Regions from separate parts of the Homo sapiens genome. Here regions 2 and 3 are each linked to region 1. The links are chromatin loops, found by intact Hi-C in ENCODE. Cell type or tissue: endothelial cell of umbilical vein. All regions are shown on one strand. Each heading gives the region's core, and the rest is flanking DNA. Links, peaks and the distances in the headings are about the cores only.

Region 1 (6,261 bases), core at 678-5,677:
ATTACTATATAAACACTTTGATTTTACAATCAGATCACTGTGGTTAAAAGTTACATGTGATTTTGTCCAAAACAAGTACACCTGGTAAATAAGTTAAGGACACTTAAATCTATTCCCATTTCAAAATACAGGCTTCTAAACTGACTCTACATGTGTAAAAGAAACACATCTTCAGCAATCACTTATTCAAACAGTTATTTTAAGTATCTACTACATTTCAAGGGTATAGGGAAGAGAGACAAGTAATAATATACTCTGTCAAATGGTGACAACGTTTAAGTGTTATAGAGAAAAAAAGAGGATGAAGGGAAATAAAAATAGTACCACTGGGAAAGATGAGTAGTGATATTGATGACATTTAAGTGGATATTTAAGCAGAAACCCAAAGTAATAAAAAATCAAGTGTAAAGCCCTGAAATTGGATCACCATATTTACAAAAGGGGTATGGGACATGAATATAGAAGTTAAAATGAATATAAAGAATTACAACTTGAAAACCTTTGCACAGGCCAGTGTATACTAGATACAATAGGGAATACAAAGATGATGTGGAAACTGTGGCTTCAAGGGTAAAATTACTAAGAGTACAAAGTATCACAGTGGTTAAGAGGATAAAGAGAGGTCCAAGGTAGATTTCAGTATTTTTTCAATTAGAATTTAAAATACATTACATTCATTCACTTACTTATTTCTTCAATATACTCATACTAAACACCTACTGTAAACTAGGAATCATTTTAGGAAATGAAGATCAAAAAATGGAGAAAAAGTTACCTACCCTAAGGAAGGTCACGTTCTATTGTGAGAAAGCAATAAACAAAAGAAAAATGTAAACTATGTATTTTCAGGTTAGAAATGAGTATTTTCAGAAATGCAAGTTAAAGGTATAGAAAACAACATTACTCTGTTTTTGTTTCGCTCAAATGGTGAACTAGCTTGACCTGTTGGTCCTTTCCCCAAAAATCAACCCTAGAAAAAGGTAAGTAAGAGGGAAAAATAGTTTCTAAGACACTTTTTGTAAAAAAAAAAAAAAAAACACACACACACACAAAACCTTAGCATTTCGAGGTTATTTTAAGCATGTGTGGTTCTGTGAGTGTTATGAGGGATTACATTTAAGGCAGAAGACAAGAGTGGGAATTTTTTTTTTTAACTTTTGTTTTATCCTCTCCTGACTGCTTTGGGTAGATCACTCTCTACTCTGTTACTGCAGAAATCCACAGCTACAATGGCTAGTGGGTGTTCCAGAGGTAAAAGCAGAGCACTTCAGAAGTCTTGATGGGGTAAGAGGTAGATATTTTTTAAAAGGTACAAACCAACCAATCACTCCTAGGCAGTAACTTCTACAGAGCTACCATTTAAATGCAGAGGGATGGTGGACTGGCCTCTTAATGCTGATTCTCTTAAAGAAAACAGAGAGTGTGCCTAGTAGCACTGGTAGGAACAACAGTGATCCACAGCAGCTCTGCGGAACCTGGAACTTTATATCCTGGTTTATAATTCCTTTCATCCCTTCAGACTCACAGGATGAACAAAGAGTGGCCCTGGCCTTTCCCTTTAACAGGCACAGTAGTTTATAACTTTAGAAGAACATGTGCTTGAGCTCACAAGCCAAAACAACTCAATATCTGAAGGATACAACAATCATAAAACAGAGAGAACAAACATAATAACATATACTACTAAATCAGAATTACTTAAAGAGACAGACCAAGAATTTCAAATAATTCTTTTTTTTTGTTTTGAGATGGATTCTGTCTCCCAGGCTGGAGTGCGGTGGCGTGATCTCGACTCACTGCTACCTCCGCCTCCCAGGTTCAAGCGATTCTCCTGCCTCATTCTTCCGGGTAGGTGGGACTGCAGGTGCCTGCCACTACGCCTGGCTAATTTTTGTATTGTTAGTAGAGACAGGATTTCACCACAATGGCCCAGGCTGGTCTCAAACTCCTGACAATGTGATCCGCCCACCTCAGCCTCCCAAAGTGCTGGGATTACAGACGTGAACCACTGCACCCAGCCCAAATAAGTAATTCTTAAGGAAATACAGCAAGATATTAGAATTGTAAAGAATAAGAAATCATTAAAAAGCACCAAGTACAAGTATTTGGAACAAAAGATATAATATGGTGAAAAGCTATTTCAGTTAGAACAGGGAAGGCTTTTCTAAGACAGAAATACTTAAGCTGAGGCCTGATAATATAGAATAGTGTATAAATGAGACTACTACATAAAGATCTAAGGGAAGAAAATTCAATAATGGGAAATGCAGGTATAAAGGTGGGTGCTCTGCCTGTTTGGGAACAGCAAGAAGGTCTATCTAGCTATAGTGAAGACAGCTAGGGCAAGAATGGCAGAAGATATGATTAGACAGGTAATTGAGAGCCTGATTATAATCCTGTAGGCCACAGTATTTTCTAACTTTACCATTCAGGCTTTGGTGAGGATGGTACTTAAAGAGGATACTGGTCTGCAATTCCATATTAGTTACAAAAGTACCTCCTACTACATGATGCACTGCACAGGTAGGGGACTATTATTATGCACATTTAACAGATAAAGAAATGTTAAGCACAGAGAGGTTAATTTGCCTGATGTGTTACGGTGAATGGAACTAGTAAATAAACAGTGGAGCTAGAATTTGAAACCAGACTCTTTAGTCCATGCTTTTAAGTACTATGCTATGCTGCCACTCAAATTGTTTTAAGAAGGCATTATGCAGAGCAGCAAAGGCAAACCTACTATTACAAATCCAGAACACTCTTAAGATGTTTGGCTAAATCATGTGTTTCTTGAACCTCAGTTTCCACACATAAAACTAGTCTTCTTGTCATGAGTACCTTGGAACTACAGTGAGAAAATCTGCCCCTTCCCCAAGAACTTAAAGGTTTGTGCCCACTGTGCCCACACTTGAAAAAAATCATTTTTATTGCCTAGAACTTGTTTTCTGATAATGCCAGGAATCATTAAGAGTAATGAGCTAATGTATTCGAAGCACTTTCCAGGGTAGGTCACAAGGTAGGAGCTCAATAAATAGCTATGATCAACACACAATAAAAGTTATATTCTAGGAGGCTTTTAACCTTACCTAAACAATATGACAGTCTACCAGGTGTTATTTATCCAAAGACAACTGAAATACTGGAATCTATATCATTAATAGATAACAGAAGATGGAACTAGGACTAACTCTAAAACTCTTCTATTCTAAGGTTATTTGGTTTTTAAAATTAGATCATATAAAATCTATTAGCTCAAGATAAAAATATAAATTATACACAAACTTCCTAAATACTAGCAATGTTACATATTTCATATTTTCACATATGCTAAAGTAAAACAATACATAAAGATAAATCCCAAATGTGGTATATAATGTGTTATAAGAAGCACTTGGAGTAAATAAAAATTCCTTAATCAAGTTTTAGCACTATTAAAAAAAAATCAAATGTGAGACATGTACTTATGGAATTGTCTGGTCCTTTTGATCTGGTATATGACAAAAAAGCTGCTAGAAAAAAGATAGATGACAAAAGTTCTGCTCTTCCAACAACTCCTGTTACCTAGAAAGGAAAAATGAAGGGGGTTCATATTAATAAAGAATATCTTGAAAAATTACTATATATAATGGTAAAAATACTTTAATTTCCGTAACTTTTCAAGTGCACATTTGTTTCTTAAACATTCTTTGGGTGCCCTCAGGTGGTGAATTTGTGAATCTTACATAAATAGACATTTATTAGTGACTCTTAACAGTTTATACTTTTTTAAATTTATTTTGAAATAATAATAAGACTTATAGGAAGTTTCAAAACTAGTAAAGAGAGATCTTGCGTACTCTTTATCCAGCTTTCTCCAATGGTAACCACGTAAATATGGTAGAATATCTAGAACTTAAGTACTTCTTACATATTTTCTTAAAATACGAATGTTCTTAATATACAAAGGCACCATAAATTCAAAAAGTTACATCTCATAATAAATCTGAAAAATAAAGTTTAAAAAGACAATAAACTTTAAATAGTCCTTAGAAATCTTGTTCATTAAAAAAAGTGACCGAAGAACTGTATTCATGTATATATTTCTAAACAGATTTTATATTATTGAATGAAAAATGTTTATGTTTCAAAAATGTTAAATTTAAAAATTTTACACAGTAGGAAGTTATACTTTGCATACTAGGAAGTTAAGAATTAACTGTACGAATTTAAGAGTCTTCAAATATTTGGATTAAAGTCAGGGTTAATTTTTTTTTTTCTTAAAAATATATACCATTATAATCACTGTGCAGGATTTGTAAAAAAGGAAAAAGAAAAAAAGTCAGTTCATAGTTTTACTTACTGCTTCTGTGTGTATTGGGTGCACTGCAAAAAGTAAAGAAGCAATCACACTACTCTTGTTGTCCAGAAAAAGTTTGCATACTTTGAGAAATATCACACTAACCACAGCATGAAAAATCATATTCAGGAGATGATATGACATTGGTTTTAGTTCACTTAACAAATAATTTAAGCGAAATGTCAATACTGTTAAGGGACGGTAAGACTTGTGGCTTCTCTCCTACAAGGAAAAAACGATCAGTGATTATTAAAGTACCTTGGTCCAACAGGGTACAAAAGCTCATCACTGCATTTACCATTAAAGATATTAATATCTACATTTTACTGAGAAATAACAATAAAATATGAAATGTCGTAAGAGTAACACAAAAATAAAATACAGTTTTATAATCTGTGTTTTTCTATTTCCTTAGGCCACAAACAAGGTTAATTTCCTCCTGGATATACAGTGGTCAGAGAACTAACAGTAAAAGGACATTTGACAATTAATTCCTCTTCAATATAACAATTTTAAAAAAAGACAATGCCGGCATTGGTCAAGTTAGAGCACAGGATTCTCTCCAAAGCCTGCCTCCATATCTATCAGCAATACAAAAGTTCATGTAACTACTGGCTAGATCTTCAAAAGGAAATGTAAGAACAGAATGCTTACCAGTTCAATTAAAATAGTGATGACTCAAAAAGGTACTGTCTAGCTGTTTTATGAAAAACATCTCCATAATGTGTAAATCTGAATATATTAAACTAGGAATTCCCAAATTACAGAGAGTAATACAAGAGTAAAAACTTTCTTAGAATATGCAAATAGACACCATTCTTGTGGTATTCTCCTTTGGTAATAAATAAAATTTCATGTAAAGTACTGAATCTCTTTTTAAATTATAAGTTACATTTAATCAGAAATACTTCTTTCCCTAACACAAAACCAAACCAGATTTAAGAATAAAACACACAGTTCGAATATATATAAAATATTAATAAAGTTATTTTTTGTAGTTTTATACAAAGGGCATTGACATAGTTTGGATGTTTGTCCCCTCCAAATCTCATGCTGAAATATGAGGAGGTTGAAATGTTGAAGGTTGGGCCTGGTGGGAGATGTTTGGGTCATTGGGGTTGGGTCCTTTATGAATGGTTTGGTGTCTTCCCCACTGTAATGAGTTCATGTGAAAGCTGGTTGCTTAAAAGAGCCTGGAACCTCCTCTCCTCCCTCTTGCTCCCCCTCTCACCATGTGATACACCTGCTCCCCCTTCACCTTCTACAGGTAGTAAAACTTTCAAGGCCTCACCAGAAGCCAAGAAGACGCTGTTGCCATGCTTGTACAGTGTGCAGATCCATATGCCAAATAAACATATTTTCCTTATAAATTACCAGGTATTCCTTTATACTAACGCAAAACAGACTAATATACGCATCCATATTCAGCTTCTTTGCTCTTCTACTTCCTATCATATTTTGCTGTAACTTTCTGGCACACAAGTAGACTTAAGCCTGTTCATCCTTAGTAGGGAACATTAGGAAACACAAAGAATAAATCTTTCTCATCTTGAAATTAGGAACATTTTAGTATCTCTGTACTGACTATATACTCCATAATGTACTATCTACTTAGAATGTTCTTTCCTGCTTGCCTAATTCCTTTACATCCTTCAAATTTCATCTCAGGCATATAAAGCTATTTTTAAGGCACTGTACTGAACTGACATGATTTGTACTAGAAAGTAGAAAAGGACTCTAGAAACCCTTCGAGTACCTGAAATGTCACTGTGGCTACAATGGAACATATATTCTAGGTGAAAGGATGTACTCAGAAAGTAGAAGGGAATATGTATTTTGAATTGCAGTATACATAATTGTTCAGTTAGGACTATTAGACATACATATACTATAGGTGATGACCAACTAACAGACAGACCAATTAT
Region 2 (6,261 bases), core at 779-5,778, 240 kb before region 1:
TGTGTTGAGTTTGTAGATTGCTTTGAGCCATATAGTCATTTTAATGATATTAATTTTTCTAAAACTTAAGTATGGGATATTTTTCTGTTTGCATCATCTATGACTTATTTCATCAGTATTCTGTAGTTCTCCTTGAAAAGACCTTTCATCTTCTTGGTTAAATGTATTCCTAGGTATTTTGTGTGTGTGCTGTTTGTTGTAAATGGGATTGAGTCTGGATTTGTTTCTCAGCTTGAACATTATTGGAGTATAAAAATGCCCTGATTTTTGTGTGTTAATTTTGTATCCTGAAACTTTACTGGAGTCAGTTAACAAATACTAGAGTCTTTTGAGTTTTTAAGTATAAGATCATGCCATCAGCGAACAGAGATAATTTGATTTCCCCTTTTCCTATTTGGGTGCTTTTTATTTCTCTCACTTCTCTGATTGCTCTGGCAAGAACTTCTGGTACCATGCTGAATAGGAGTGGTGAGAGTTGACATCCTTGCCTTATTCCAGTTCTTAGGGAGAATGCATGCAACCTTTCCACTTTCAGTAAGATGTTGGCTATAGGTTTGTCATAGATGGCTCTGATTACTTTGAGGTATGTTCTGTTGATGCCTAGTTGGTTGCAGGTTTTTATCATAAAGAAAATATTCTATTGAATGATTTTTCTGCCTCTACTAAGAAGATCATGTTTTCTGTTTTTAATTCTGTTTACGTGAATTTACACATATTGATTTTTTTACACATTTATTGATTTTTGTATATTGAACCACCTTTGCATCCCTATAATAATACTGGCTTGATCATGATATGTTATCTTATTTATGTGATGTTGGATTCAGTTTGCTAGTATTTTGTTAAGGACTTTTGCATCTATGCTCATCAGGGATATTGGCCTGTAGTTTTCCTTTTTTGTTGTGTCTTTTCCTGATTTTGGTACCAGGGTGATAGTGGTTTTGTAGATGAGTTAGAGAGCAATCCTTTCTCCTCAAATTTTTTTTGTTTTGTTTTTAGAATAGTTTTAGTAAGATTGGTACCAGCTCATCTTTGTTTGTCTGGTAAGGTTTGACTGTGAATCTCTCTGCTTCTGGATCTTTTGTTGTTGGAAGATTTTTTAAGATTACTGATTGCTTTTCTTTACATGTTCTTTGTTTAAATTTTCAAAGAACTAATTTTTTAATTTAATGATTCATTGCATCCTTATTTTCTCATTCCTTCTGCTAGCTTTAAGTTTTGTTTGTTCTTGTTTCTCTAGTTCCTTGAGGTATGACATTAGGTTGTAAATTTGACATCCTTTTAATCTTTTTTGATGTAGGCATTCAATGCTATAAACTTTTCTCATAGCACTGCTTTTGCTGTATCCTATAGGTTTTGGTATATTGTGTCTCTATTTTCACTCATATCAATTTTTTTTTATTTCTACCTAAATCTCATCATTTACCCAAAGCTTATTCAGGAGCAAGTTGCTTAATTTCCATGTATTTGTATAGTTTTAATTTTATTCTGATGTCATCCAAGATACTTCAAATAATTTTTATTTTTTGAATTTATTGAGGCTTGTATTATGACTAAGCATATAGATTATTGTGGAGAATATTTCACACATGGATAAGAAAAATGTATATTCTGATAAGAACAAATACTGTACTTGATCTTAGCCAAAAGGCTGGGAAGTAATAGAAAAATGTATATTCTGTGGTTGTTGGGTGCAATGTTCTGTAACTGTCTATTAGGTCCATTTGATCTAGAGTCCCGTTGAAGTCCAGAGTTTGTTGATTTTCTGCCTCAGTCATCTGTCTAGTGCTACCACTGAGGTGTTGAAGTCCCCTAATACTATTTTATTTCTCTCCATCTCTTTTCTCAGGTCTAGTAGTGTTTGTTTTATAAATCTGAGTGCTCTGGTGGTTGGCTCATACATATTTAGAATAATTATATCTTCTTGTTGAATTGAACTCTTTATCATTACGTAACAACTTTCTTTGCTTTATTTCACTATTGATTATTTAAAGTCTGTTTTAACTGTTATAACTATAGCTACTCCTGCTTTTTTCTGTTTGTTTGTTTTCTGTTTACATGGTATATCTTTGTCCACCCCTTCATTTTGAGTTTATGGGCCTTCACTTATTTTGCGGGTTTCTTGTGGACAGCAAGCAGTTGTATCTTGTTTTTTTAAATACAATTGACCTATCTATATCTTTAAGTGGAAAATTTAAGTCTTTTATGTTTAAGATTCATATTAATATGTAAGGTTTTCTTCCTGTCATAATGTTGTTACCTAGTTGGCTTTGTAATCTCAATGTGTAATTCCTTTATAGGATCTGTAAACTTTGTACTTACATGTGCTTTTATTATGGAAATCATTGTCCTTTCATTTCCATGTTTAGAACTCTTTTGAGCTTTTCTTGTAGGGCTGGTCTAGTGGTGATGAATTTGCCTTAGCATTTGCTTGTCTGAGAAAGACTTTATTTCTCCTTCATTTATGAAGCTTAGTTTGGCACTATATAAATTCTTGACTGGCATTTTTTTTTCTTTGAGAAGGCTGAAAATAGGCCCTCAATCTCTTCTGCCTTATAAAGCTTCTGCTGAGAAGTCCACTGTTAGTCTAATGAGATTTCCTTTATAGATTATTAGAGGCTCCCCTCTAGCTGCTTTTAGGATTTTTTTTTTCTTTCATCTTGACTTTGGATAGTCTGATGGCTATATGCCTTCATGAGATTCTTCCTGCAGAGAATCTTCCAAGTATTCTTTGAGCTTTTGTATCTTAATGTCTAGTTCTCTAGCTAGGCCAGGAGAGTTTTCTTGAATTATTCTGTCAAATATGTTTTCCAAAGTTTTTACTTTTTCTTCTCCCTCAGAAATGCCTTTTACTCATAGATTTGGTTGTTTTACATAATTCCATATTTCTTGAAGGCTTTGTTCATTATTAAACATTTCTTTATCTTTATTTTCGTCTGACTGGGCTAATTTGAATGACCAGTCTTCAAGTTCTGAAACTCTTCTGCTCAGTTTAGTCTACTCATAAAGCTTCCAACTATTTTTTGTAATATCATCAATAATTTTTTTATTTCCCAAAGTTCTGTTTTTTTAAAAAAACTATCCATGTCTTTAGTAAATTTTTCATTCATATCCTGAATTGTTTTCCTGATTTTTTGTGTTGATTTTCAACTTTTTCTTGGAACTCATTGAGATTTCCTACAATCCATATTTTGAACTTTTTCTCTTATTTCAGAGTTTTTATTTTGATTAGGATCCAAACTCATTTTTGATTAGGATCCATTGCTAGACATCTAATGTGATCCTTTGGGGATGTTGAAATGTTGTTTTTTGTTTGTTTGTTTGTTTGTTTGTTTGTACTGCAGGAGTTCTATGATGATTATTTCTCATCTGGAGAAGCTTGCTCTTCTTATTTTTGAATTTTCTTTTGTTTGGATGGGAATTTTTATTTATTTTTCCCCTTGAGGTGTGACTGTAATGTATGTTGTATATGATCACTTGGTTTCAATTCTGGATGCTTTCAAGGGGCCAAGGTTCTGGTATAAATTCCTTGGTTATAGATAGCTTTTCTATGTGTGGTGGCTTTCTCAAGTGCTGATTGTTGTAACAATGCATTGGGTATATGAACTGGCTCACTATTTTCTGTGGGGCTAAGAGCTGAGATCTCAGGAAGCGTATCTCATTCCCTAGCACTATGCCTTTCTGTAAGTGGGGTTTTTTTTTTTTTGATTATGCAGTTCAACTTTCAGTCCTGTAGGTGGCACTTACAAGTAAGAGCTGGCTCATTCCCAGATACCCCAATGATCAGTGGAAGCACCTACCCTGACTGGGGTGGTTGAGAGAGCACATGGTACAATGCTCTGAGGTATCCTCAGAGGTGGCAAGGAGGGGGCTGTATCAGTTCCCCATCCAATTCCCTATCACACCACTGTCCCAGAGCTTGCAGCCTTCAGTTCAGATAGACCCTGCCCTTTATCTCCAGGCTAAATGGAACTGAATTCTGCAGAAAATGCACATCCTGTGGCTACCCTGAATTGGCCTGGAGTGGAACCTCTTCCCTCAGCCCCAAACAACTCTGTGGCTGGCCAGCATTCAGCTGTAGGGATGCCATTACTCCACATAGGAAGAGGATGTTGAATCCTGCCCTTTGTGCAAGCCTGGGCTCGTGGGCACACTTTCAGTAGGGGTTTAGTAACCCCACATAGTCCTGGAGAAGCTATCTCCAGGTATACCCACTCCAATACCCAGTAGGAAAACCTGTGGCTGCATCCACAGCAGTGGATGGGGGGACAAGAGAAGACCCCCCACCTTCACATCTGTTCCTGGCCACTGGTGCTGCCTGTCTACTGAAGTAGAACAACATTCCTCCCTTTCAGAGATCAGCACTATGCCCTCATCTTCACTGGGATGGGCACAGTTACCTTCTGCTCACAAGCATGAGAGGGCTATCAGATGGGGAGAACACACAATCAGGTTTCCTTTGTCCTAAGGGGCACTTTGGCAGGCTGCATTGCCCCTTGCCCTATGGGTAGCTCATGCTAAGAGCCAGATCTTTGGGGATACCTCAGCTCCCCAGTCTTGCCAGTCTCCTGTGGTTGCCACAGTCAAAGTGGGCTCTAGGGAATGTTTGCAGGGGTTCTAGGATGGGAAGACATAACAGCTGATATTCTCCGGGCAGAATAGTGGCTGAAACTTTTAAAAGTCCTAGTTGATTCAAATAGAACTCTATTGGTGGCACAAATGTTACTTTTCTGACTATGTCTAGGACAAAGATGACAGTTTATGAGGGATTCATACAGAAAATTAAAGCATAATAGGTGACCAGCCCAGTACTGAATACTGAGAGCACCTGAACAAGAATGTTTCTAGCCTAACTTAAGTTTATGCAACCTGGAAAACAAAATTACTGATCTGAATTTCCAGTTGATGCTGAGATTCTGTCAGAAATTTATCTGTTCATGGTATGGAGTAAATTGTTCAATGACGGCCGGGCGTGGTGGCTCACGCCTGTAATCCCAGCACTCTGGGAGGCCAAGGCGGGTGGATCACGAGGTCAGGAGATCAAGACCATCCTGGCTAACATGTCTCTACTAAAAATACAAAAAATTAGCCGGGCATGGTGACAGGCTTCTGTAGTCCCAGCTACTCGGGAGGCTGAGGCAGGAGAATGGCGTGAACCCGGGAGGCAGAGCTTGCAGTGAGCCGAGATAGCGCCACTGCACTCCAGCCTGGGTGACAGAGCGAGACTCTGTCTCAAAAAAAAAAAAAAAAAAAAAAATTGTTCAATGTCATTAAACCATATGACTCTGTTGTTAAAGAAAACATCTCCTAAGGCAACACATTCAAAAATTAAGAAAAACAGGGATGATTTTTAGATGTCATTTTCAACAATTCTTTCATAGACATTTAAGATATATTTTATTTCCTAACACAAATAATGTGTTTCATTATTTGTTTGATAATCAGTTTAATCTTTGGCAACCTCCATTTCTGTAATTTATGACATCTGGTTAAAAAAAATCCCCAAGCAGCCAGGGAGCTTAGTCACAGATGTCAGCATGAAGTGGTAGTGAAAGCAAAGCGTTCTGACTTCAAAGGGTTAGGAAAGACTTGTAACAATGTAATAAAAAGAATAGATGCCACAGACATCATAAGTGTCAGAAAGAGCCAGAAACTCAGAAATGAAAATGTGGAGATAAATCAACATATGCTGGGTTTCAGTTTTCCAAGTTCCCTCCATCTTCAGCAACCATCCAGACACTAAGATGTGTTCTCATTCTTTATATCTGTGACCCAAATTAACTTTATCTCCAACAACCCCCTACTCATCCCTTCCTCCCACTCTACTCAAAACTTCCTTTCAATCAGTCAGAAAAGACTTTTACAACTTGAGAGTTTTATGAGTTGGGTTGTACTTTGTATTAATATTGTTCTCTTCCAAATTTATCCAGGAGTTTAGTATAAAAAATGTTATCAGGCATTTTTTAGGTCAGCCTCCATTGGTGTTGGCCCCATTCACAGGCTCTTTTTACAAAATAGACCCCGGTACATACAGGATGGCAAAGGCAAATGGTGATTGCTCTCTCCTCTGCATCCCTAGCAGTTCCTGGAAAAGGATTCTGGTTGGTCAAGGTTAGGTTTCATGCCATACCTTCAATTTGGGTCACTACTAGGGAGAGAAGGAACGTCTTGTAAAAGAAAAGAGGGAGGGAATTTGTTATCAGAAGAGCAAGAATGCTGGGCTTAGAAAAGCCAATTCCAAGAGACAATTTGAAAGAAAAT
Region 3 (6,261 bases), core at 681-5,680, 480 kb before region 1:
TGGACCAAAATGTCTATGCAAAATGCAAAATGCAGCACATGTCCAACATTCAAAAATGAAATTAATGGATCAAGGAAGAAGTCTTAGTAAAACTTTAGAATATTTTGAACTAAATGTAAATAAAAATACTACTTATCAAAATTTGTTGGAGCCAGCAAAACTAGTGCATAAAGGGAAATTCACAACGCTGATAACATGTATTGAAAAATAAGAAATACCTAAAATTGATCATCCAAGCTTAGGAAAATAGAGAAAGGAGAGCAATGCAAACCTAAGGCAAGTAAAAGAAGAGAAATAATAAAAATTAGAACTGAAATCAATGACATTAAAAATAGGAATTCACTAGAGAAAACAAAAATATAAGCTGGTTTGTTGAAAAGATCAATAGAATTAATAAACCTCTGGCTAGGCTAGCCAAGAATACAATAGGAAAGACACAAATAAAATATCAGAAATGAAAGAAAGGTCATCACTACTGATTCCATGAACATGAAAATGATAATAAAAAATATTATAAACAGGTTGAAGGTTCTTTGATAACTTAGTTGAAGTTCATCAATTCCTTGAAAGGAATAAACTACAAAATAGAGTTTTGTATTAGAAATAGATAACTTGAATAGACGTATACTTATTAAAGGTGTTAAAATAATAATCAATAACACTGCAAAAAAATAAAGCAAGGCTGATTTCTCTGGTAAGTTCTACCAAACATTTAAGGAAGAAAATATACAAATTCTCTACAATCTCTTCAAAAAAAAAGAGAAGCAGGTGAAACACTTCCTTACTCATTTCTTAAGACCAATATTATCATATCAAAACTAGATAAGGGCATTACAAGAAAGGAAAACAGCATTGAAATATCTCTCATGAACATGGATATAAATATTCTCAATAAAATATTAAGAAATTAAAACCAAAAACAATTTTAAAAATTATACACCATGACCAAGTGGATTTACTGCAGGTATTCACGACTGGACTGGATTGACATTTGAAAATTAATTAATATAACCTATCATATCAACAATCTAAAGAAGTAAAAAGAATATGATAATATTATTAAACACAGAAAATGTGCTTGACAAAATCTAACATTCATTCATGATAAAAACTGTCAGCAAACTAGGAAGAGAGGAGAACTTTCTCAACTTGGTAAAGAGCACCTAAAAAAACTTACAGCTAGCATTATACTTAATGGTGAGAAACTCTAAGTTTTTCCAAGATCAGGAAGCATGCAAGAATGTTCCCTTTCACCACTACTTTTCAAAATTATACTGGAAGTTCTTGTTAATGCAATAAGACATGCAAAGAAATTAAAATGTACACAGATTGGGAAAGAAGAAATAAAACTGTTTTTGCATATAACATGGCTGTCTATGCATAAAATCCAAAAGAAGCAACAAAATCTTCTAAAACTGTAGATTTAATATAACCATAATCAAAATCTCAGCAAGCTATTTTGTGGCTATTGACAAACTGCTTCTAAAATGTATAGGGAGAGGCAAAAGATCCAGAACAGCAAACATAAAAGTGAAGGAAAAGAACAAAGTTGGAGGACTAACACTACCCAACTTCAAGACTTACTGTAAAATTACAGTAACAAAGACAGTGTGGTACTCATGAAAGAATAAACAAATAGATCAAGAGAATAGAACAGAAAACCCAGCAACAGACCCACATAAATATGGTCAACTGATCTTTGACAAATGAACAAAGGCAATACAAAAGAGAAAGATAGTGTTTTTCAAGAAATGGTTCTGGAGCAACTGGACATCCAAATGCAAAAAAAAAAGATTCTAGCTGCACTTACAGACCTATTAGGATGGTCAAAATCAGAACACTGACACTACCAAATGCTGATGAAATTGTGAAGCAACAGGAGCTCTCATTCATTGCTGATGGGAATGCAAAATGATACATCCACTTTTTAAGACAGTTTGTTAGTTTCTTACAAAATTAAAACATACTCGCAGCATACAATCCAACAATTTTGTTCCCTGATATTTACCCAAAGGAATTGAAAAGTTATGTTCACATAAAAACCTGCACATGGTTGTTTATAGCAGTCTTATTCATGATTGCCAAAACTTGTTCAGTGTATGAATGAATGAACTGGTACATCAGACAGTATAATATAACACGGCACTAAAAAGAAATGTGTTATCAAGCCATGAAAAGACATGGAGGAAGCATAAATGTATATTATTTAGTGAAAAAGCCAATCTGAACATATTACATACCATAAAATTCCAAGTATATGACGTCCTGGAAGAGGCAAAGCTATGGAGTCCAAGGATCAGTACTTGCCATGGTTTAGTATGGAAGGGAGGAATGAATAGGTGGAGCACAGGATTTTTAGAACAGTGAACTACTCAGTCTAATACTATAAGAGTGGATACATGTCATTATACATTTGTCCAGAGACATAAAATATATCACACCAAAAGTGAACCCTAATGTAAACTATGGACTTTAGATGATAATGATGTGTCAATGTAGGTTCATCAGTTCTAACAAATGTACAATGCTAGTGGGTAATATTCATCACTGGGGAGGCTCTGCCTGTGTGTGGTACTGTAAGCCAGGCCTGAAGCCTGTGTCAGCCTCCTAATAGGACCAATGGGAAGAAATACAACAATAGTAATGCTACAATGAGTGGATACATCCACGAAGGGCCCTATTAAACACCTGTGTTTATGCCCATAGGCTGCTGTTCCTGCTACCCATGGCAGCTGGTAATGTCTTCCTGTACTGGGCTGCAACTACAGCTGCAGTCAGCAACCAGTCCGATTGTTGGGAATGTGAATACCTACCCTGTCAGATGGTAATGGTATGCGTTGGAAAATTCTGCCTTTCTCACAATAAAACTAGAGTGGCTTGTTCAACAGCACAGATAATGCAACCCAGACTCATTGGAGATTGCATCGACCTGGATCAATTGCCAACATGACAGAGACCCAACAACATGCACCCTTATAGGTGCTACCTGTTGCACCTATGTCCCTGATGAAGAAAGTAATGTCACAAATGCTTTAAATCATTTGTCAATTCAAACCCATGATATAGCCCAATTAGGTTTCTTTGACTCACTCGCAAATTGGTTATACACCTTACCTACTCACTGCAGTTATGTTTTGCTAATAGGTATCATAATTGTCATTAGCTTCTGGTTTTTATTCTGTTGTGTATACTGTAGATGTTTCCTGTATGCACAAGCCATGGCTATACCTTATAGGGCTGTATACTTCTTCCCCTCACACCCAACTCAGGGACTCTTGTACAAGATTGATAGAAAGAATATAAGAGCTAAGGTATAAGGTAGATTGCAGTGTTATGGGTCCCCCACCAGGTTACTTAAGGGTGTATATCTGCTGCTTGAACCTTGAATATTGGGAAGTGAGCAAGGCCATGATACTGGGAGGTGAGCCAAGGCCACGGTGCCCAGCCAAACAGCAGCTGTCCCTGAGAACCCAAACATCCCAGAGCATAGCTGGGAACATACCAAGGAAAACAGTTTAATTGCACATACATATACAGTAGGCAAAGAGCCAGAAAATTGCTTAAAAGCAGCTTAGAGATGAGAAATGGGGCAGATCTTCAGAGCTGTCCTGCTACCACCTGGGGGTGCCCCACATGTAAGTCCTAATAAATTCACCTACTTGCCAAGCTGGACTTGTCTGCACCATTCTTTGGTCTCTCAGCTCCTTCCCAGTTTGGAGGGAAGGTTATGATCCCGTTTTCTCATAACAGGTGAAACCTTGATGCTCTATGGGAAGAGTGAACATCATTTTATTGATCAAACTGCAGAATAGTAGAAAGACAGCATTGCCTGACGCTTAGGTGGTTTACCACTACATGATACTAAAGTATTTGATAGAAGAGATGGTAAAGGCATCTTTTTCATCTTCTTTGCTTGATACAGAGGGTTGATACAGGTTGAAAAAAAATCTCTAGATGGTACTAGGTAAATTTATTATACTAAATGTGAATTTTTAGAAATAGAACTTTTTCCTTCTGAAGGCAACCATGAGGTGGTAGGGAATCTTCTTTTCTGTCAATCAGATCTCAGGAAAGAATAGACAACTGAATAGATTGAAAATAACCCACATTCTACATATCTTCTGTTAATTTCTAAGAGAAGATGAGATATATGCCCTCTTGTGGTAGGAAGTAAAGAGAAAAAAGGGTAAAAGTTTTTCAAATCTTTATTCCGATTTAACCTGGCATTGAGTCATCTGTAGAATATTCAGACATTCTATGGGAAAAAATTATTTTTTGAATTTGTAACATAAAAAATCATAAGTGAATAATGACTTAGAAGAACAGTATGGTCCAAAATATACTTATTTCAAAATGCTCAATAAAACATGTCTATTTATTCACTCTGCAAATCACTATCAACTTCCAGTTGGATATTGGTTATGCTATCATCCCCTCCTTCCTCCGTTCCAGTATCTTACCACAACAGAAAACAATCACAACTATATCTCATCTTGGATGTGCTCCTCTTAGAACACATTTACTTTCTAGAATCCATTTCCTACTCTGGCTAATATTAGTGGCTCTGGTTTCTTTAACACTCCTTAGATGAATTTTGCCTTAACTGGACACATACACCCACAGAAATAAGCTGTTCTGTATATATTTCTAAAGTAGCTACAGAGATCAAGATTTAAAAATCCTAACTACAGATAAAGTAATAATGAGAGTAGTAATTATAGTCAAATTACCTTTCTCTGGACTTGGTCACACTAAACACTTATTGGATGCTATAATTTTACATTTAAATATGATCCCAAAGAAGAATTTATGTATATTTAGAACTTTGAATCAATTATGCCCTAATTTTGAAAAATTATCTGGAACCTTTTGGTTGAGTCCCTCCTTTGACTGAGTTTTCCTTTTTTTTTTTTTTCACCAACTCTACTGTCTGAATGGACATCTTGGATCTTTACTGCTTCTCAAATTCAAAAGAGGGAGAAGTTAGAAGTGAAAATAACATTTACTGAGTGCTTCTGATACTTCAGGAAAGTGCTGGTCACTTTGCATACATTTTGTCATTTAATCCTTTCAACAAATATACAAAGTAAATATAATTTTCCCTGTTTTAAAAGAAGAAAAGGAAAATCCAAGAGGTTAAAGAGCTTGCCCAAGTTTCTCATAGCTGATAAGTAATAAAGCAGAGAGCCAAGATTGAAACTGTGTCCATGCCCTTCCCAATAAAATGTTTCTTTTTCCAAAACCGACTATTTTTGATTCTTCCAAAATGTATCTTTCCATCTTTCTTAGATTAGTTAATAATACTGACTAATACTAATACTGACTAATACTAGTATTATGTGGGGTGGCTCACACCTATAATCCCAGAACTTTGGGAGGCGAAGGCAGAAGGATTGCTTGAGGCCAGGAATTGGAGACCAGCCTGGGCAACATAGTAAAACCCCACCTTTAAAAATAATAATAATAAATTAAAATTACTATTATTTAATGTTAGTTTATATAATTTGATATATGTAATATATGTAATATAGTTATATATTATATAGTTTTATATTAGTATTAATACTGTTAGTTAATAATGCTATTCATTGTATTTCTCAAAATAAAAAATGAATTATTTGCCACTCTTCCTTTTTCATTATGGCTCCTCCTTTCTTGCTTCCGCATTGGTCACTATATTTTGTCAAGTCCACTGTCTTCAAACAGTTCTTGCATCCCACCTGTCTTGCCTGTCACCACAGTCAAGGCTCTTATACTGCCTATTGACTAGTAACTGATATTCCTGTCATTACTGTTTTCTGGAAAGAGTCAATTCCCTTTCATTGTTACCAAAGTGATCTTTCTAGTACATGCCCCTAGCCATTTCCTTTTCAGGTTAAGTGGTACGCCGGGCCCTTATCAATGTGGTCCAACCCTCATTCTGAATCTCATCTCCTGCCCCATGGGACTTCTTACCCTGCCTCACACTCACTATACGCATGATGTTGCCTTTAACTAGAACATTCTTCTTCCCCTTATCCTCCCAGAGTCTTTGACAACTGTCCTCTGTCCTCTGTAGTCTTTCTTAGATATCTCATCCCTCCTGACTAGAATTTAGTTCTTCATAATTTATGAGTCTCTGATATTTTGTGCATATTTCTTTTACAGTACCTAACCAATAATGCTATAATTCCTTGTCTACAGACTTATTTTTCCTTAAGACCATGTGTTACAGGTCCTAAGCACATTATTGGTGTATTGTAGGTATTCACATTTATTATA

Evidence for each region. Peaks named below come from ENCODE experiments on the same cell type or tissue, not always from the same donor. Only the 100,000 strongest peaks of a DNase experiment are listed, where the experiment ranks them.
Region 2: it touches region 1 in a loop (11-fold over the local background); 13 of 110 quality-filtered maps call a loop at or near these places.
Region 3: a loop joins it to region 1, with 8 times the contacts of the local background. A loop is called at or near these places in 6 of 110 quality-filtered maps.

The regions. Positions count from the first base shown.
Region 1 is chr12:88,151,588-88,157,848 of GRCh38, reverse strand. It overlaps TMTC3 (transmembrane O-mannosyltransferase targeting cadherins 3), which reads right to left. Exons shown (of 14, transcript NM_181783.4): 3 at 4,340-4,558; 4 at 3,462-3,561. Among named protein-coding and RNA genes, the nearest start is that of TMTC3, 12 kb to the right of the region's middle. In endothelial cell of umbilical vein, for the core only: no CTCF peak of the experiment used is centred there; a DNase peak (open chromatin) is centred at 3,698.
Region 2 is chr12:88,391,065-88,397,325 of GRCh38, reverse strand. The region is part of intron 1 of LOC124902978 (a long non-coding RNA gene); the gene reads left to right. Among named protein-coding and RNA genes, the nearest start is that of KITLG, 190 kb to the left of the region's middle. In endothelial cell of umbilical vein, for the core only: a CTCF peak has its summit at 3,757 (motif pointing right); DNase peaks (open chromatin) are centred at 3,705 and 5,515.
Region 3 is chr12:88,631,406-88,637,666 of GRCh38, reverse strand. No RefSeq gene overlaps it. Among named protein-coding and RNA genes, the nearest start is that of KITLG, 54 kb to the right of the region's middle. In endothelial cell of umbilical vein, for the core only: no CTCF peak of the experiment used is centred there; a DNase peak (open chromatin) is centred at 3,426.